2 separate regions of the Homo sapiens genome follow, and region 1 is linked to region 2. A link is an interaction called in ENCODE POLR2A ChIA-PET data of the cell type or tissue named here. Cell type or tissue: Panc1. All regions are shown on one strand. Links, peaks and the distances in the headings refer to the core of each region. The heading gives the core; the rest is flanking DNA.

Evidence for each region. ChIA-PET counts read pairs that join two places held together with the same protein. Peaks named below come from ENCODE experiments on the same cell type or tissue, not always from the same donor. Only the 100,000 strongest peaks of a DNase experiment are listed, where the experiment ranks them.
Region 1: POLR2A ChIA-PET joins it to region 2 with 7 read pairs; 20 of 35 experiments call an interaction of 5 or more read pairs at or near these places.

What each region holds. Positions count from the first base shown.
Region 1 is chr20:36,780,651-36,791,309 of GRCh38, forward strand. MTCL2 (microtubule crosslinking factor 2) reads right to left here. Exons shown (of 15, transcript NM_080627.4): 15 at 1-5,987. The coding sequence ends at 5,835. Among named protein-coding and RNA genes, the nearest start is that of DSN1, 12 kb to the left of the region's middle. RefSeq lists an enhancer at 1,576-2,077. In Panc1, for the core only: no CTCF peak of the experiment used is centred there; no DNase peak of the experiment used is centred there.
Region 2 is chr20:36,725,769-36,736,427 of GRCh38, forward strand. The region is part of intron 1 of NDRG3 (NDRG family member 3); the gene reads right to left. Among named protein-coding and RNA genes, the nearest start is that of NDRG3, 15 kb to the right of the region's middle. In Panc1, for the core only: no CTCF peak of the experiment used is centred there; a DNase peak (open chromatin) is centred at 8,106.

The DNA of each region.
Region 1 (10,659 bases), core at 3,623-8,622, 53 kb after region 2:
GACTCGCAGGCACAGTGTTGCAGTTGGTCCTCACCACAGTTACATGGGGTGGGACATTATCCTCACTTTACAGATGGGGAAACTGAGGTATAGACTAGAAACATGATCTCGCCAAGGTCAATCACGTTGGTGGATTATTTATTTTTTTAAATAGTCACCTGGAAAACATCCTTGCATCTTAGGTTCACCCGTTGACTCACCAACTGGCTCAGTGGCCCTTGATGAAAGGATACATGCTATAAATTAGTAGAAGAGTTCGTCTCCTGGGGCCAACATGCTTGCTTCCCATAATTGGATGATAAAAATTATAAATCCTGATGTGTTTCTCTTTTTACCAATGGCTGTCAGGAAACTCAAGAGTAAAACTTAATTGCATGATTATGGGAATTACACCAGTTAGATTTACAGAATAATTTCTCTTGCTTTTTTACTTCTTATTTTTATTTTACTGAACCCCTATGATTAAGATTGTAAATAGCCTCTGATGCTTTTTGAAAATCCTGAGTAATTAAATCAGTTTGGTTGAGGACTCGATCCCTTAAGTCCCTGCTCAGTGCTCTTTTTAAGATACAGCATCATGTTTATTGGTTAAAAGAAAGATGAGGCTGGATGCCGTGGCTCACGCCTATAATCCCAGTACTTTGGGAGGCCGAGGTGGGTGGATCACCTGAGGTCAGGAGTTCAAGACCAGCCTGGCCAACATGGTGAAACCCCGTCTCTACTAAAAATAAAAAAATTAGTCGGGTGTGGTGGCACACACCTGTAATCCCAGTTACTCGGGAGGTTGAGGCAGGAGAACTGCTTGAACCTGGGAGGTGGAGGCTGCGGTGAGCTGAAATGGCGCCACTGTACTCCAGCCTGAATGACAGAGCAAGACTCTGTCTCCAAAAAAAAAAGAAAAAGGAAGATGACCTGGCACGGTGGCTGATGCCTGCCTGTAACCCCAGCACTTTGGGAGGCTGAGGAGGGCAGATCACTTGAGCCCAGGAGTTTGAAACCAGCCTGGGCAACATAGGGAGACCCCCTGTCTCTAAAAATAATAATAATAAATAATAAATAAATAAATAAATAAAATAAAAAATAAATCTAAAAAAACTTAAAAAAAGAAAGATAGCCTAATAATCAGGGCCACGAACACCAATGGTGTGGCCAATAGTGCCTAAGATCCCCCGGGGAGGGCTGGTTTTATTTTTTATTTTTTTTGAGACAAGTCTCATTCCGTTGCCCAGGCTAGAGCGCAATGGCACAATCTCGGCTCACTGCAACCGCTGCTCCCCACCAGGTTCAAGTGATTCTCCTGCCTCAGCCTCCCAAGTAGCTGGGATTACAGGCATGTGCCACCACACCTGGCTAATTTTTGCATTTTTAGTAGAGACAGGGTTTCACCATATTGGCCAGGCTCGAACTCCTGAGCTCAAGTGATCCACCCGCCTCAGCCTCCCAAAGTGCTGGGATTACAGGTGTGACCACTGCACCCACCCCTCAACCCCAGGAGAGTTTGTTAAACATGCAAATTCAAGGTGGGGCCCAGGAATCTACATTCTGAACATGCCCTCAGAGAATTCTGCTGAATGGGGACCTCAGATCACCCTCTGGAATACACAAGGCTCAGTGATCTAGAATGGACTTGTTTTATGCCTGGGTTGGCCAGCAGCATATTCTGGGTATTCTGGACCCACCAAAAGCCCCCAGCAGGGCAGCGGATTTGCACAGCAAACAGGACAGAGTTGGACCCAAGTTCTCATCTAAACTCAGTGACTTCTCATGCTCTGGGATGAGACCTGTACCTCAGTTTCCTCACAGCAAAATGGGCGCACTAACCCATGTCCTGCCAAGGCTGCCTCCCAGAGTTGTCCCTGAGAGGTCTGAAGGAGATGTGGGGTGGGAAACGATTTCTTTTTTGAGATTGGGTCTCACTCTGTCATCCAGGCTGGAGTGCAGTGGCGCAATCTCTGCTCCTGCAACCTCCGCCTCCTGGGCTCAAGCGATTCTCCCACCTCAGCCTCCCGAGTAGCTGGGATTACAGGCACGCACCACCATGCTCAGCTAATTTTTTGTACTTTTAGTACAGACAGGGATTCACCACGTTGGCCAGGCTGGCGTTGAACTCCTGACCTCAACTGATCCGCTCGCCTCAGCCTCCCAAAGAGCTGGGATTTCAGGCGTGAGCCACCATGCCCGGCCAGGGGAAACGTTTTCTATATAGTAAAGTGCTTTAGGCGGGATGTGCAGGGGATGATGATAACCATTGTTATTACTATTATTATGGAAGAAGTAGTGGGAGCTTGGGGGGTCTGGTGAGGCTAGAAGCAGGGGACATTCTAGATAGGAGGGGAGAGGGAGAAAGAGCCTGGACGCTGGGTGGGCCAGAGGAGAAGAGGCTGGGTGATGAAACCATAAAAGTGCATGCGGGTGGACATGATGGAACCATGTCAGCAAGGGTGTAAGAGGGTCAAGTCTTTGGGCCCTTGGCCTTGTCACATCGGAAGCCAACCGGTAGAAGAGTGCACCTGGGGACACCTAGAGGTGGGACCCATCTTGAGTTCATAGAAAGCAAGACCTCTTAGAGGTCAGCCTTTGGTGGGAAATAAACTGGGGGAAAGGGCTGGCACAGGGTCAGAGGATTGGATTCTGATGTCTCGTGTGTGCAGGCCTAAGAGCCACTGATGCACCAAAATGACTTGATTTGCATTCCAATGAAGTCATCATTCCAAAAGGGGCTGATTTGGCTCTGGAAAGAGGTGAGACATAAGAAACATGAGGTTTCCCAGTTTAGGGCCATCATGCCAACTGGTCCCCCATTTCCGCCAACCAACTGATGCCAACCCCATGGACCCAAGCCAAGTGGTCTATGGGGGATTGAGCCCCGAGGGTTCCTTGGGACTTTGGTTGAAGAGAGAGTGGAGATGGGGAAAACAGAAAGAAGGATAAAGGAGGAGAAGAAGGGAATAGCAGTAAAAGGCAGAGAGGCAGGAGGAAGGGGGAGAACGGGTTCGAGAAGGGCAGCATTCCTTCTTGGGACCCCAATTCTCCAGGGAATCCCCACTGTGGGTCAGGCAGTTTTCTGCTTTGGGAATGTTACCAAGACTTAAAAGGCATTTGAAGAAACCAACAAACTTAGAAATCACATTCCAAAAGAGTAGAGAATTTTTACAAACCAATCCCCCCACCCCAAAAAAGAAAACAACCAGTTACCAAGTAAAATGCTAAAAACCGAACCAAACCAATATTTACATGTAACATTTTCAACCCCATCCAGCCCCACGTCCAGAGGCTTCTGCAGGAACAGTGATGAGTGGCCTTGCACAGTGGCATGCAGGAAGTAGAAACTGGGGCTTTACTGAAAACCAAGGTCTGGCTGAGACAACAAAGATGGCAAGGACAATCCTGGACGGTACGATGGTAAGGCTGAGTGGTCCGTAGGTCTTGGGGCTCAGGTCCCACGGGGATTTCTCCCCGAGGCTGAGTACGCAGCCTCCCTGGCTGTCGCTCTGGGAGGTGGCAGAAGGCCTCTGGTGGCTTGTGGCCTGATGTGAATCCCCTCACCTGGAGATAACCTTGGAGGGCCCCCCTGACCTCATGGGTGAGAGCAGCAGCATCCAAGAGCGGAACTGGCCCACAGCTCCACTGGCTGCCTGCTCTGCCCACACCAGTCACTGGGGCATGGAGGAGGCGGCTGGCGGGACTGGCATGACCCTGGTGTTCAGCCTGCAGGGAAGGGAGATGCAGGACTTGGGGTAACTGGTCCAGGTGATCCCGAATGGGTGGGTCTGGGAACTGGCAGGTGGGAGGTGGGAGTGCAGGGGCGCCTCCAGAGTCCTGGGGGCAGATCAGCAAAGCTACTGGCTTTTGGTCTTCCTGATGGGCAATTCTGCAGACAAGCTGATCCATCCTGGTGTTTCCACTCTGGGTCCCCAGTCAGTTACAGGAAGGCTGATGTCTATGTGTGTGTGGGGAGCATGTGTGCAACCAAAAGGGGTTCACCGGCACCAAGGCGAGGCCATGGGAGGCGCTGCCCCACATGCTGCAATGAGCCACATCGAAATCCAACCAATGGCTCAGGCAGCTCACAGGGGACGTGAGGAAGGGCGGGCAGCAGAGCTGGGGCAGGGAGAAGAGCCGTGAAAGGCCATAAGGCTAAGGAGAGAGGCTGGTGAAAAGGCTGGCAGGCTGGTGAGAACCGAGGCAGGCTGGGAGACACTCAGGTTTATGTGCAAAGCTGCGATAAACAACATTCTCAAAGTTCAGTCCTGTTTTCCTGTGAGTTCTCATTTGGGAAACTTGGAGGGATCTCCACACTCTTAATAGAGCTTTAGTAATCCACGTTCGACTCATGAAGAAAGGTGTCAGAGGGAGGGAGGGAAATGAGACAGGCAATGGAGAACGTCTGGGGAGTGGTGATGGCCGTCCAGCCCTCCACCTTGTCAGTGAGTATTTATAGACTGACCGCTGGGGCTGGCCAAGTACCAGGCATTGAGTAATAAGTAGTGTTCTGAGGCCACATGGCCAGCCGTGTTGGGGTGCAGGGCTCCAGCTCTGTTGAGGGGCCCTCCAAAGCTGACCAGGAGGCCAGGTCTCCAAACCTGGCTGCCAAGCGGCCTCGTCCACCCAGGGGACCCCATGCCTGCCCGTGCTGTTAGAGGCCTCATGTTGTCCCAGTGGCAAGAATGCATGTTTCAACCTCCAATAAATTACCTTAGGGACTTTGGGGTAAATTAAATTATTAAAATAAAGTAAACCACCTTAAATATTTATAGTAGGAAAAATTCAAATAAACAATCTAGGCAAGATACGTGTTTCCAGGCCCCAGTCTACTGCTGTGTCCTGGGCTCTGGCCTCTTGGTGTTCTCCTGGGCCTGACCTGGCCAACCAAGAATCTCTTACTGGGAATATCTTTGCCCCCCGACCAGCTGCAGGATGTAAACACAGTGGAGATGTAGTGCCTGCTGCCTCTCAGGGTGCCAGGGAAAGAGGCCTCTGAGATCACTTGAGATCAAGGCAGTGTATTTAGGCATTTATCTATGCACCAGGTCTTGAGACTGACTCTACCTATTTCTGTCCTCAAGGGGTCTGCTGGGAACGTTGGGGCCCCAAGTCACTTTGGCAAGGAAGGCAATTGCAATCACTCCCCAACCCTGAGCCCTGCATGTTTCCACTTCGCCTCCCAGCTCTTGCTGCATCCAGGCTATGGGCAGGGAGATCCAGGGCTCCAGGACACTAAGCAATGGCCCTGGCTACTGCCCTATCATACTCCCTAGTGTCCCAGCAATCTAGAGCAGTGGGGCTGGGAGGAGGAGGTGGTGGAGAGAAGGAGGTGATGGTGATGATGCCCAACAGGGCTCCACCAGGAACCAAACATGGAGCCCTAGAGCAAAGCCTGTTCTTCTCAGCAGTGTCTCCTCCCAAATGAAGGGGTGGATGGTCAGCAGGAAACATCTCTCCGACTCCTTTTCCCCAAAGGCATGGCCAGACATGTATCCTTCTTGGGCTCTTCCAAGAGGGTGGCATGGGCAGAACCAGGCAAGGCTCTCTCTTAGGACCCAGGGATCGGCTCTTGACAGATCTCTCAGTGGATGCTTGGGAAGCCCAGGTTTGGTCTCTCTCCCACTCACTGCCTTCCCCTGGGAAGTCGAAGCTCACCACCCAGGGGCCAGCAGGAGACCCGGCTTTACCTTGATGTGAAAGCTGCATTCTGGCAGTGGCATCACTGCTGTCCCTCCAGGGCCAGGCAATGCTGAGGACACAGCCCCTCGCCTCACCTCGTCTCGTCTCTGCTGGTTCCCTTCTGCTATCCAGGGGCTGGGCTGGTTGAGGCGGGGAGCTTGGCTGCTCTGTCACTCGCTGGGGGGGAGTGCCCTCTCCTCCCCACCCCAGCTGGACTCTGAAGGGTGCAGCCTGCACTTGGAAGGAGAGTGGCGGATGGCAGAGCGGGACGATCGGGCGAAGCAGGAGGTGAGAGACTGGGTACTACAGTCACAAACAGCGTCCTAGGAAGAGGGAGGCAGGGAGGCAGGAAGTCAAGAGGAGCCAGGAGACATGGACCACCATGAGCTGTGTGGTATGCCAGGCAAGGAACTGAGACTCGGCCATAAACCAGTTCCCAGGGGCTGAAGCTCCTCACTGGACCAATTTTTTCTTTCTGTTGTTCTTCTCCCATTAGAGCGGTAATGGAAGTTCATTGTAATATATTCTAGGCTATACAGAGAGGACAGTGGACACTGTCCATGGTCCTGCACGCCAAAGAGATTCTTAACATACATTTACCAAAATGACAGCTTATTTTGCAACTGTAAAACACGAACACTTTTCTGTCACTAGGTATGTCTAGATCTCCTTCCTTTTTATCCTTTTTTTTCGTTTGAGACAGGGTCTCACTATGTTGCTCAGGCTGGTCTTGAACTCCTGGGCTCAAGCGATCCTCCTGCCTCAGCCTCCCAAACTGCTGGAATTAGCACCTTTGGGTGCTCATGCCTCCCAAAGGCATGAGCCACCATGCCTGGCTGATCGCCTTCTTTTTTAGTGTCTCTGTACCATTTCACTAGATAGAAATAACTGATTTATATACCCAATTCGCTTTTTTTATTTTTTTATTTTTTAGACAGAATCTTGCTCTGTTCCCCAGGCTGGAGTGCAGTGGTACGATCTTGACTCACTACAACCTCCACCTCACGGATTCAAGTGATTCTTGTGCCTCAGCCTCCCAAGTAGCTAAGATTACAAGCGTGTGCCACCATGCCTAGCTAATTTTTGTATTTTTAGTAGAGAGGGGATTTTAGCATGTTGGTCAGGCTCAAACTCCTGACCTCTAGTGATCTGCCCGCCTCGGCCTTCCAAAGTGGTGGGATTGCAGGTGTGAGCCACTGTGCCTGGCCCCAATTCACTTTTTATGTACATCTGGGTAGTTTCTAATTTTTTACTATTACCAATAAACAGAAATAATGATCAAAAGTGCTGCTGCCAGGCACGGTGGCTCATGCCTGTAATCCTAGCACTTTGGGAGGCTGAGGCAGGTGGATCACGAGGTCAGGAGATCGAGACCATCCTGGCCAACATGGTGAAACCCCATCTCTACTAAAAATACAAAAATTAGCTGGGCATGGTGGCATGCGCCTGTAGTCCCAGCTACTCGGGAGGCTAGGGCAGGAGAATCGCTTAAACCCAGGGTGCGGAGGTTGCAGTGAGCTGAGATTGTGCCACTGCACTCCAGCCTGGGTGAAAGAGCAAGACTCCATCTGAAAAAAAAAAAAAAAAAAAAAGTGCTGCTGGACAGCTGGCCATGGTGGCTCACACCTGTAATGCCAGCACTTTGGGAGGCTATGGCAGGTGGATCACCTGAGGTCAGGAGTTCAAGACCAGGCTGGCCAACATGGTGAAACCCCATCTCTACTCAAAATACAAAAATTACCCGGGCATGGTGGCACATTCCTGCAGTCCCAGCTACTTGGGAGACCGAAGCAGCAGAACGGCTTGAACTCAGGAGGCGGAGGTTGCAGTGAGCCGAGATCACATCACTGCACTCCAGCCTGGGGGACAGAGTGAGACTCCATCTCAAAAAAAAAAAAAAAAAAAAGTGCTGCTGGGCTGGGCCATGTGGGAGGCTGAGACAGGAGGATCCTTTGAGCCCAGGAGGTCAAGGCAGCAGTGAGCTATGATTGTGTCACTGGGCTCTGGCTTGAGCAATAGAGCAAGACCCCATCTCTTTAAAAAATAAATAAAATGGCCCGGGCGCGGTGGCTCATGCCTGTAATCCCAGCACTTTGGGAGGCCAAGGCGGGTGGATCACGAGGTCAGGAGATCGAGACCATCTGAAACCCCGTCTCTACTAAAAATACAAAAAATTAGCCGGGCGCGGTGGCAGGTGCCTGTAGTCCCAGCTACTTAGGAGGCTGAGGCAGGAGAATGGCGTGAACCTGGGAGGCGGAGCTTGCAGTGAGCCAAGATCGTGCCACTGCACTCCAGCCTAGGCAACAGAGCGAGACTCCGTCTCAAAAATAAATAAATAAATAAATAAAATAAAAGTGCTGTGATAGAGCCAAACTGCTTGGTTAAATCCCAGCTTTGCCAATTACTAGCTGTGTGACCTTGGGAGATTTACTTAACCTCTCTTGAGCTTTGATTTCCTCCCCTCTCTCTTTTTTTCTTTTTCTTTTCTTTTCTTTTTTTTTTTTTTTTTGAGACAGAGTTTAGCTCTTGTTGCCCAGGCTGGAGTGCAATGATGCGATCTCAGCTCACAGCAACCTCTGCCTCCCGGGTTCGAGCGATTCTCCTGCCTCAGCCTCCCGAGTAGCTGGGATTACAGGCATGTGCCACCACGCCCGGCTAATTGTGTATTTTTAGTAGAGATGGGGTTTCTCGGCATTGGTCAGGCTGGTCTCAAACTCCCGACCTCAGGTGATTGGGTGAGCCACTGCGCCCAGCCTCTTTTTATTTTTCTTTATCCATCTCTGTGAATATTTCCATAGGCTACCTTCGTAAAAGAAGAACTACTGGGTCAATGGGTAGCACGCACATTTTACATACTGAACAATATTTGGATCAACTTTAAAATCAACATTCAAAATCCAGCCAGCTTTGTGCTGTTGTTTCTTGATGTGGTGCTGGTTATATGGAAGTGATGGTTAATTTTATATTCAATATGACTGGGCCACAGGTGCCGAGATATTACGTAAAACATTGTTCTGGGTGTTTCTGTCAGAGTGCTTTGAGATGAGATTAACATGTAAATTCTCAGCCAGGCGCAGTGGCTCACGTCTGTTATCCCACCACTTTGGGAGACTGAGGCAGGCGGATCACTTGAGATTAGCAGTTCGAGACCAGCCTGGCCAACATGGTGAAACCCTATTTCTACTAAAAATAAAAAAGTAGCCGGGCGTGGTGGCATGTGCCTGTAATCCCAGCTACTTGGTTGGGAAGCTGAGGTACAAGAATCGCTTGAGCCTGGGAGGCAGAGGTTGCAGTGAGCCGAGATCACACCACTGCATTCCAACCTGGGTGACAGAGTGAGGCTCCGTCTCAAAAAAAAAAAAAAGCGAATTCTCCCTAACATGGACCCCATCCAGTCAGTTAAAGGCTTGAACAGAACAAGAGGGCTTACTCTCCCTCAAGTAAGAGAATTCTTCCTGCCTGACAGCCTTCAGACTGAGACACTTGCTTTTTTCCTGCCTTGAGACTTTATTATTTATTTATTTTTGAGACAGAGTCTCACTCTGTTGCTCAGGCTGGAGTGCAGTGGTGCGATATTGGCTCACTGCCTCCTGGGTTCCAGCAATTCTCATGCCTCAATCACCCAAGTGGCTGGAACTGTAAGCATGTGCCACCATGCCCAGCTAATTTTTGTATTTTTTTTTTTTTTTTTTTTTGAGATGGAGTCTCGCTCTGTCACCCAGGCTGGAGTGCAGTGGCGCGATCTCGGCTCACTGCAAGCTCCGCCTCCCGGGTTCATGCCATTCTCCTGCCTCAGCTTCCCGAGTAGCTGGGACTACAGGCGCCTGCCACCACGCCTGGCTAACTTTTTGTATTTTTAGTAGAGACGGGGTTTCACTGTGTTAGCCAGGATGGTCTCGATCTCCTGACCTCATGATCCACCCACCTCAGCCTCCCAAAGTGCTGGGATTACAGGCGTGAGCCACTGCGCCCGGCCAATTTTTGTATTTTTTAAGTAGAGACAGGGTTTTGCTACGTTGGCCAGGCTGGTCTCAAACTCCTGGCTTCAAGCAATCCACCTCTCTCGGCCTCCCAAAGTGCTGGGATTACAGGTGTGAGCCACCACGCCTGGCCCTTTTTTTTTTTTTTTTTTTTTTAAAAGATGGAGTCTTGCTCTGTTGCCCAGGCTAGAGTGCAGTGGCGTGGTCTCAGCTTGTTGCAACCTCCACCTCCCGGCTTCAAGCAATTCTCCTGCCTCAGCCTCCCGAGTAGCTGGGACTATAGGCGCATGCTGCCACGCCTGGCTAATTTTTTGTATTTTTTAGTAGAGATGGGGTTTCACTGTGTTGCCCAGGCTGGTCTTAAATTCCTGAGCTCAGGCAATCCACCTGCCTCGGCCTCCCAAAGTGCTAGGATTACAGGCGTAAGCCACCATGCCTGGCCTCTTTTTTTTTTTTTTTAATGTAGAGATGAGCTCTCACCATGTTGCTCAGACTGGTCTTGAACTCCTAGCTCAAGTGATCTGCCCACCTCAGTCTCCCAAAGTGCTGGGATTAGAGACATGAGCCATTGCACCTGGCCAAAAAAGGAATAAATATTTAAAAGATGTTTTTAAATGTCAGCCAGCTGAGTGAGAGTATAGAAAAGTAACGCACTCGCCACACACTGCTGGAAGCTGTAGATATGGCACACTTTTGAAAAACAATTTGGCAGTATTTATCAAATAACTTTAAAACATTTATATTTTTTTTTTTGTGTGGAGATGGAGTCTCACTCTGTCACCCAGGCTGGAGTGCAGTGGTACCATCTCAGCTCACTGCAGCCTCCGCCTCCTGGGTTCACGCGATTCTCCTGCCTCAGCCTCCTGAGTAGCTAGGACTACAGGTGACCACCACTATGCCCGGCTAATTTTTGTATTTTTAGTACAGACAGGGTTTCACCATATTGGCCAGGCTGATCTCAAACTCCTGACCTTGTGATCCACCCGCCTCGGCCTCCCAAAGTGCTGGGATTACA
Region 2 (10,659 bases), core at 5,595-10,594:
CCCACTTTATCCCTACTTTAATTCACTCACTGGAAAGCAATGCACTTCAAGATGGGAATTATTCAAATATGACTCCACATGGGTGGGCCTGTCAAAGGGTCAGAGAGAGGCCTAAGGTGCCCTCAAGTCCAAAGTGACTGGCATTCACCTAGTGTTCCTTTTTTTTTTTTTTTTTTTTGAGATGGGGTCTTACTCTTTCACCTAGGCTGGAGTGCAGTGGCACAATCATGGCTCTCAACCTCCCAGCCTCAAGCAATCCTCCCACCCCAGCCTCTCACACAGCTGAGACAATGGGCATGTGCCACCATGCCTTGCTAACTTAAAAAACATTTTTTTTAGAGACAGGAGTTTCACTATGTTGTCCAGACTACTCTTGAACTCCTAGACTCAAGCAATCCCCCTGCCTTGGCTTCCCAAAGTGCGGGATTACAGGTGTGAGCCACCATACCCATCCCTAAGTATTTTTTTAAAGATGAAGAAAAATGCAATTTTTACACCAACAAACACTTAAACAAAGACACAAATTAAATGAGAAGGCTGTCCCTATCAGCTAGGCCCAATGCAGGCTCAGGCGACAATGTTGTGCAGGACAGTAAGCTGCTCCAGGGTGACTCAGGATTTGGCAACTTGGCAGTAGACATTCACCTTCCACTATTAGGGGATCTAATGCATTCTTCTGGAGACTCCATTTTTGCTCCGCTTTCAATGTCTCAAGCCCTTGCCAATGAGCAGTTTTATAACATATACAAGAAAACTAAGATTCTGGTGGAAAACTCCATCTCCAGATCCCTCAGCTGCACAGACGGGCTCCCTCCTGGGGATCCAAGGCCTGCAGTTCCGGCATCTGTACAAATGGTATGGCTGCCAGATCCCATACAGGTACTAAAAGCTATTAATATTTTCAAAAGGCAAGTAGGGATTTTATAAATTGCAGTCAATAATTTTTGCCTGTTTCCTAGTCATATGAGTAGGAGGGAGGATTGATAAGGAAAAACTAGCCATCTTCAAATTAAGGAAATGAATCTGATACCAAATGGCTAGAAAGGGAAAGGAGAAAAGGTGGCTACCTACTCTGTCAGGAATTATAATCTCGGCACCTTATGTTTAATCCTCATAACAATCCTCTCTGGTAGATATCTTTCTTTCTTTTTTTTTTTTTTTTCCTGAGACAAGAGTCTTGCTCTGTTGCCCAGGCTGGAGCACAGTGGGGCGATCTTGGCTCACTGCAACTTCCGCCTCCCAGGTTCAAGTGATTCTCCTGCCTCAGCCTCCCAAGTAGCTGGGACTATAGGCGCATGCCTCCATGCCCAGCTAATTTTTGTATTTTTCAGTAAAGACAGGGCTTCCCTGTTAGCAAGGCTGGTCTCAAACTCCTGCCCTCAAGTAATCTGCCAGCTTCAGTCTCCCAAAGTGCTGGGATTACAAGTGTGAGCCACCCCGCCCAGCCTAGATATCTTTATTTTTTTCTCTGAGACAGAGTTTTACTCATCACATAGGCTGGAGTGCAGTGGCACGATCTCAGCTCACTGCAACCTCCGCCTCTTGGGTTCAAGCGATTCTCCTGCCTCAGCCTCCCGAGTAGCTGGGATTACAGGCATCTGCCACCAGGACCGGCTAATTTTTATATTTTTAGTAGAGACGGGGTTTCACCATGTTGGCCAGGCTGGTCTCGAACTCTTGACCTCAGGTAATCCGCCTGCTTTGGCCTCCCAAAGTGGTGGGATTACCAGCATGAGCCACCGCACCCAGCCTTTCTTTCTTTCTTTTTTCTTTTCTTTTCTTTTTTTTTTTTGAGACGGAGTCTCGCTCTGTCGCCCAGGCTGGAGTGCAGTGGCACATCTCAGCTCACTGCAAGCTCCGCCTCCTGGGTTCACGCCATTCTCCTGCCTCAGCCTCCTGAGTAGCTGGGACTACAGGCGCCCGCCACCACGCCCGGCTAATTTTTTGTATTTTTAGTAGAGACGGAGTTTCACCGTGTTAGCCAGGATGGTCTCGATCTCCTGACCTCGTGATCTGCCCTCCTCAGCCTCCCAAAGTGCTGGGATTACAGGCATGAGCCACCGTGCCCGGCCTATTTCTTTATAGATGAGAAATTTAGGCTCAGAGAAGTTAAGTAACTTCTAAAATCCCCACATCTAAGTAATAAAGAGCCAGGAGCGGTAGCATGCAACTATAGTGTCAGCTACTTGAAAGGCTAATGCAGGAGGATTGCTTCAGCCCAAGAGTTTGAGTCCAGCCTGGGCAACACAGCAAGACCCTGCCTCTAAATAAGTGAATAATAGGGAAAGGATTTTTTTTTTTTTGAGATGGAGTCTCGCTGTGTCGCCCAGGGTGGAGTGCAGTGGCACGATCTCGGCTCACTGCAAACTCCGCCTCCCAAGTTCACGCCATTCTCCTGCCTCAGCCTCCCGAGTAGCTGGGACTACAGGCACCTGCCACAACGCCCGGCTAATTTTTTTGTATTTTTAGTAGAGACGGGGTTTCACTGTTAACCAGGATGGTCTCGATCTCCTGACCTCGTGATCTACCTGCCTCAGCCTCCCAAAGTGCTGGGATTACAGGCGTGAGCCACTGCGCCCAGCCAGGGAAAGGATTTTAAAACCTTTGCTTTTCCCATTACAGGTTGAGCATCCCAAATTAAAAAATCTGAAATCCAAAATGCTCCAATGGATGCCTGGAAGAAGTGACAAAGGACAGATGGATAGACAGATGGATAGATAGATGGATGGATGGGTGGATGGATACATGGACACATACATACATAAACAAACTCCAGTGGGCATCTCCCTTGAACATCAAGTCTGTGCTCAAAAAGATTGGGGTTTTGGAGCATTTCAGATTTCACATTTTCAGATTTGGGATGCTTAAACGCTAGTAAGTATAATGCATATTGCAAAATCAGAAAAAATCCAAAATCTGAAACACATCTGGTTCAAGGCATTTTGGTTTTTTTGTTTTTTTGGGGGGGAGGTTTTGAGACAGAGTCTCACTCTGTCGCCCAGGCTGGAGTGCAGTGGCTCAATCGCGGCTCACTGCAACCTCCGCCTCCTGGGCTCAAGCGATTCTCCTGCCTCCATCTCCCAAGTAGCTGGGACTATAGGTGCCACCATGCCCAGCTAAGTTTTGTATTTTTAGTAGAGACAAGGTTTCACCATGTTGGCCAGGCTGGTCTCGAACTCCTGACCTCAGGTGATCCGCCGACCTCAGCCTCCCAAAGCGCTGGGATTACAGGTGTAAGCCACTGCTTCCAGGCTGTTCAAGGCATTTTGGATAAGGGATACTCAACTCATATACCATAATGTCTGTGCCAGGCCCCATCTACTGATTGTAGGACCCTGAGCAAGTTTTTTCCTCTTTACCCAGCCTGTGGCACCTCCTTGAGGTAAGAGAAGGCTAAAGCAATCCTATACATACCAACGACTCAGACACCTTAGAAATGAAGCTCTGAGTCATCACACCAGGACAAGAGCCCTCACTATCTCAGTAGTTATAACGCTAAGGGCATAGAGGATGTGGAATGAGTAGAGAAAAGAGAAATGAAGTTCCAGCTATTACTTGGCAAACAGTTTCAGAGGCAAGGGCTATTTCTTGCTTGTTAGAACAGCAAGCCTCAAAATCTATCACCTGGGAATCTTGTTTAGGATCTCAGATATGATCAGTTTTAAGTGATGAGAGTCTAACATGTGACCTCATCACTGAGGAGAGATGGAGATAATCTGAGGTGAGGAGATGAACTGAAAGCCTTCATTATTATTAGCAACAATCTTTTTTTTTTTTGAGACAGAGTTTGGCTCTGTCACCCAGGCTAGAGTGCAGTGGCACAATCTCGGCTACCTGCAACCTCTGTCTTCCAGGCTCAAGCCATTCTCTTACCTCACCCTTCCAAGTAGCTGGGACCACAGGCACACGCAACCACGCCTGGCTAATTTTTGTACGTTTTGTAGTGTCAGGGTTGCACTTTGTTGCCCAGGCTGGTCTCTAACTCCTGAGCTCAAGCGATCCACCCACGTCAGCCTCCCAAAGTGCTAGAATTACAGGCATGAGCCACCATGCCCAGCCAATTAGCAACAATCTTCAATAGAGATCAGTGAGGATGGGGTAAAGGAAGACTCCATTAATTTGATTTCGTCCTGCCTTCTTCCAAAATTTCAGTAAACTAGATGGAACTTTTATTTTTTATTTTTAAATGTTTTAGGGGCCGGGCACGGTGGCTCACGCCTGTAATCCCAGCACTTTAGGAGGCCAAGGCGGGCAGATCACCTGAGGTCAGGAGTTTGAGACCAGCCTGGCCAACGTGGTGAAACCTAGTGTCTACCAAAAATACAAAAATTAGCCGGGCATGATAGCACGTGCCTGTAATCCCAGCTACTCGGGAGGCAGAAGCAGGAGACGCGCTTGAACCTGGGAGGCAGAGGTTGCAGTGAGGTGAGATTGTGCCACTGCACTCCAGCCCGGGCGACAGAGCGAGACTCTGTCTCCAAAAAAAAAAAAAAATTGTTTTTTTGGAGACAGGGTCTTGCTTTGTCACTCGGCTGGAGTGCAGTGGCACCATCTTAGCTCACTGTAACCTTGAATTCCAATGGTCAAGCAATCCTCCCGCCTCAGCCTCCCAAAGAGCTAAGGACTACAGACATATACCACTATGCCTGGCTAATTTTTGTTTTTTGGTAGAAACAGGTCTTACTATGTTGCCCAGGCTAAGATGCGATTTTTTAAAGACTCAGCAGGTCCAATCAACTAAAATGTGAACATACTGGAGAAACAAAATAGTTTGCAGAAACCTCGCTGAAAGGTAACAAGGGTCTGTCAGGCTCCTGAAATTACGAAATGTGAAAAAAATAAAAAAAAAGGAGGGGGAGCTCTGGGATATAAAGTTGGTAAAAATAGCACAAGGTTGGCCAGGGCACAGTGGCTCATGCCTATAATCCTAGCACTGTGGGAGGCCGAGATGGGAGAATTATTTGAGGCCAGGAGTTCGAGACCAGCCTGGCCAATATGGTAGAACCCCGTCACTATTAACCAAACAAAAATTAGCCAGGCGTGGTGGTAATTCCAGCTACTTGGGAGGCTGAGGCATGAGAATCACTTAAAACTGGGAGGAGGAGGTTGGAGTGAGCCAAGATCGCGCCACTGCACTCCAGCCTGGGCAACAGAGGGAGATGCTGTCTCGAAAAAAAAAAAAAAAGAAAGAAAGAAAAAAAGTAGAACAAGGTCAGAGAAGAGTTAGATTTTGCCAAAGTTTTCAGTTGGGGAGATAAAAGAATTATGGAACAATGAATGGAAATTAGTGAGCTGAGAAAAAGTAACAGAGAAACTGATTTGTTAAAAAGAAAATCAATTTCAGTCAGGAATCCAAGAGAGACCTGAGCACAGGTGGGAGTGAGAATGAGTGAGGTAAGCCTCCAAACGACCACCAAACCAGAGATAAGGAGGTCTGTAGGCCTGGGCTCTTCTGAAGGACAACTCAGTGATGGAAAAGAAAGAACCAGTAAGAGACAAAGAAAAAATGTTCAGAGATGCTAGAGGAAAGGCAGAAATACAATGTCAAAGAATTCAAGGGAGAAGAGAGATTTACACAAAAGTGGAGGAAAACTGTCAAATGCTGAAGAAAAAAGGAGGAGGATGAAGACTATGAAAGGGCCATTAACTTTGGACAGTAAAAGTCAGTGGTGTTAAAATCTAGGAAAAATGAAGTTCAGTTCTCCATGCTGAAAAGCCCATGACTATGTACATCACTTTTTAGAAATATAGAAATTAGGCCAGGCGCGATGGGTCACACCCGTAATCCCAGCACTTTGGGAGGCCGAGGCGAGTGGATCACAAGGTCAGGAGATCGAGACCATCCTGGCTAACATGGTGAAACCCTGTCTCTACTAAAAAAATACAAAAAAATTAGCTGGGCATGGTGGCGGGCACCTGTAGTCCCAGCTACTCGGGAGGCTGAGGCAGGAGAATGGCATGAATCCAGGAGGCAGAGCTTGCAGTGAGCCGAGATCGCACCACTGTGCTCCAGCCTGGGCGACAGAGCAAGACTCCATCTCAAAAAAAAAAAAAGAAAGAAAAGAAATATAGAAGTTAGTTGGCATAGTGGATCAAATCCATAATCCCAGCACTTTGGGAGGTGGGAGGATCACTTGAGTCCAGGAGCTCAAGACCAGCCTGAGCAACACAGTGAGACCCCATCTCTACAAAAAATTAAACAATTAGCAGGGTGTGATGGTATGTGCCTGTAGTATCAGCCACTCAGGAGGCTGAGGTGGGAGGATCACCTAAACCCAGGAGGCTGAGGCTGCAGCGAGCCACGACTGCACCGCTGCAGTCCAGCCTGGGCAACAGAGTGAGACCCTGTCTCAAACTAAATAAATAAATAATAGAAATATAGAATCTAACATTTCTGAATTGAAATGCAAGCAAAAATGTCACCAGGAATCCAGGAGAGACACACACTGGGAGGGGCTTTAAAAGATTAACAAGATCAGTGACTTTCAAGTTTTACAGCAAAACTCCGAAATAGAAAACAGAAAACATGTAGAGGCTTTGGTTGAAGTGGTGGTGAGACCACTAGGGCTCTGCAGAACACCGTTTAAAGCGTGATAATACAGAGTGCAATCCTTTGTTCACTCAGAAAAAAGACACCCAGAGACGCATGGATTCTTCCAGTAATGGAAAGAGCATGTAAGCACATCAGATGTGGATTCTAAACCTAAATGGGCCCCTACATAGCTCAGTGGTGCTGAGCAAAGCATTTTCCCTTTCTGGGCCTCAGTTACCCCATCTGTCAAGGGAAAAGATTGGGCAGGATGACCTTTTTGAGTCCCTGACAGGGCTGGAATTCTGTGATCCTGAAGCTCCCTGTAGAAGTAGTACTTCACATTCCTCCCCACCAGCATGAGCCTTACTACAATCCTAAGCATTTCCCCAGGTATTAGCCTAGTGAGGGTCAACCGCTTGCTGGAGATCACTCAGCAAATAAGCAGGAGGGTACACTTGGCCTGACCCTGGGGACATGAGGGTCTCAGCTTGTATCTCATTCTGCACTGTGTCCATTTAGTCAGATGAAGCTCACTGAGATTTCAAGCACTTAAAAACATTGCTTTGGCGAGGCAAGGTGGCTCATGCCTCTAATCTAGCATTTCGGGAGGCCAAGGAGGGTGGATTGCTTGAGCCCAGGAGTTTGAGACCAGCCCGGGCAACATGGCAAGACCCTGTGTCTATAAAAAATACAAAAATTAGCCGGGTGTGATGACGTGTGCCTGTAGTCCCAGCTAGTCAGGAGGCTGAGGTGGGAAGACTGCTTGAGCCCAGAAGGTGAAGGCTACAGCAAGCTGAGATTAAACCACTGCACTCCAGCCTGGGTGACGGAACACGATCCTGTCTCAAAAAAAAAAAAAAAAAAAAAAAAAATATATATATATATATATATATATATATATATGCACATATAAATTTCTTTGTTAGTTTAATAAAGACAATAAGAACAATAAGAAAGTTATTGGCTTTTGAAACTGCAAGCTGTCTTGTTTTACAGCTTTTTCCCATGACCAAGTTTGGCCTTTGTCAGGCCTTGCCAGGATGTGCTGACACCAGGCCGCTAGCTAGTATTCTAGGGGCGGAGTCAATCACCTTTGATTTTGGCAAGATTGCAGACAGACAACCAAAACAGAATGAAGGTATGGCCGGGCGCGGTGGCTCACGCCTGTAATCCCAGCACTTTGGGAGGCCAAGGCGGGCGGATCACGAGGGCAAGAGATTGAGACCATCCTGGCCAACATGGTGAAACCCCGTCTCTACTAAATATACAAAAAATTAGCCGGGAGAGGTTGCAGGTGCCTGTAGTCCAGCTACTCGGCAGGCTGAGGCAGAGCTTGCAGTGAGCCGAGATCACGCCACTACACTCTAGCCTGGGTGACAGAGCGAGACTCCATCTCAAAAAAAAAATAAAAAAAAATAAAAAACACACAGAATGACGGCAACAAACAAAGGGGGCATACTGGAGAGAATAATCTGGAAAGGGTCAGCTGGAGCTGGTGCTGAAGCAGTTATGGTTAGAAAGCCACAGGAAGTGGCCACGGGACTGGCTGGGAAGGCAGTCAGCAGAGCTCCTAAGCAAACAGATTCACATCCTCTCTCTTTATACCTTTGAACAGTGGCTATATGAGTAATCATTACAGCACTTTCCAATCTACAGAGCACCTTCACATTTAACATCTCACTGGATTATTATGATGGCACCGTGAGCTAAAACACTGAGGCACTGGCATCATGGCTACCAACAGACATGAAGAAACTGAGGCTGAAAGAGGTGACATGCCTGGGCACGGTGGCTCACGCCTGTAATCCCAGCACTTTGGGAGGCCAAGGCAGGCGGATCACCTTTGCAGTGAGCTGAGATCGTGCCATTGCACTCCAGCCTGAGTGACAGAGCGAGACTCCGTCTCAAAAAAAAAAAAAGAGGTGACATGGACTGACCAAAATACCACAACTAATAAATGGCACAGCTGGAACTGAAACCCAGGTCTTCCGATCCCAAATGCTCATTTTATGCCCTAAATCACACTTTCTCCCAGGTCATCACAGATGAAAAGACTGAGAGTGAAAAGAAGAGAAATTCAGAATTGAGAAGACTGCCTCACCACACCCACTCCGCACTGAACATGTCTTTATCTCTGCTTAAGCAGTTAGGATTAGGCCACAGGCTCTAGGATTAAGCCCTGATATGTAGTGAATAACAAGAAAGCACAGATGGGGGACTGGAATTAGTCTTTACCTATTAATTCAATTAAATAGGGGAGATAAGGTCTATAAACAAATTGTTACAGTTCGAGGCAGTATACATAGAAGCTTATGAACTGGACAAACTCAAAGGCAGTTTCTCAACCTTGGCACAACTGACATTTTAGGCCAGATGATTTTTTGTTGTGGGAGGTCTGTTCTATGCATTGCAGAATGTGTAGCAGCATCCCTGGCCTCCAATACTAGATGACAGTGGCACACTCCCCCAACAGCTGTGACAGCCAAACATGTCTCCAGATAATGCCAAATGTCCTCTTTGGGGCAAAATCACTCCCAATTGAGAAGCACTGCTCTAAGGGTTACAGAGGTTTAGGGCATAATCGAGTCACTGCAGCTTGTGGGTGCTGGGAAGAAGTTTCATGGAGGAGGTAATATCTGAACTGCACCTTGAGAAATAGATAAAATTCCTGTAAATGAGAATAAGAATAAAAGAGGAAATTCCAGAAAGGGAGGATAACTTAAAGGCAAGGAGATGAGAAAGCACAAGGTCTGCTGGAAATAGGAAATAAGGGTAAAAATGACAGCTGGAGGCTGGTCATGGATAGCTATCCATCAACTAATATTTACAAGATATACATACATAATGACATAGCCAACAATACACCATATCACACGTTTAACAGTATACAAGTCACCCCAGTGGCACATGTTGAGCATCTCTAATCTGAAAATCCAAAATCCGAAGTGCTTCAAAATCCAAAACTTTTTGAGCACTGACATGACGCTCAGACTAAATGCTCATTGGAGCACTCGGATTTTAGATTTTCAGATTAGGGATGCTCAACTGGTAAGTATAATTCAAATATTCCAAAATTGGAAAAAATCCAAAACCTGAAACACTTCTGGTCCCAAGCATTTTGGATAAGGGATACTCAACCTGTATTTCCATGTGTCCCACTCTCTGAAGGATTGAATGCTGCTTGAGTTATCATGTTTACATTGCAGCTAGTGTTTGGAACATACACTCAGAGCTAATGAAGCTCAAAACCAATGCAGAGGCAGGAGAAATAACTAAGGATTAGGATGGTCAGGAGTTTCCCAAGGGAAGGGAGAATGATGGGCCCTAAAGGGATATGTTTTGAACAGGGGAAGGGAGGAGGGACATACAGGTGAGGACATCAGGGTTGGGAAAGAAAGAATTAAAGACAATACACTCAGGCAGGGCACCTGTAATCCCAGCACTTTGGGAGGCTGAGGTGGGAGGATCACTTGAGGTCAGAAGTTCAAGATCAGCCTGGCCAACAAAGTGAAACCCCATTTCCACTAATAATACAAAAATTAGCTGAGCATGATGGCGCATGCCTTAATCCCAGCTCAGGAGGCTGAGGCTTGAACCCAGGGGGTGGAGGTTGCAGTGAGCCGAGATTGCACCATTGCACTCCAGCCTGGGCAGAGCGAGGCCCTGTCTCAAAAAAAAAAAAAAAAAAAAAAAGACAATACATTCAGGAGACACCAAGAACAATATAGCTGGGAAAGAAGACAAGCTGCAGAAGTAGCCTAGGTCAGAATGCAGAGCACCTGAGCTGGACTTTACTACACAGACAACCCCTGAAGGTTTCTGAGGAGCAGAATGACACAGAAGCTTAACTTTTTTCAGTTGTTTAAAACTTGGTCATGTTGTCCACGTAGTTATCTTAGCTACACTTAAACCTGGGAAGCAGTGAAGATTATCAATGACTCAGCCCCAACCTTAAAGATCCAATTTAATTGGGCTAACGTAGGGCCTGAGTATTGTTTTTAAAGCTTCACAGGTAATTCTTACATGCAGCTAGGGCTAAGAACCACTGGTTTACAGTAATGCCCTCATTCTCCAATGAGAAAAGAGGCCCAGAAAATTTAAGTGATTTCTGAATTCACACAGCCAGC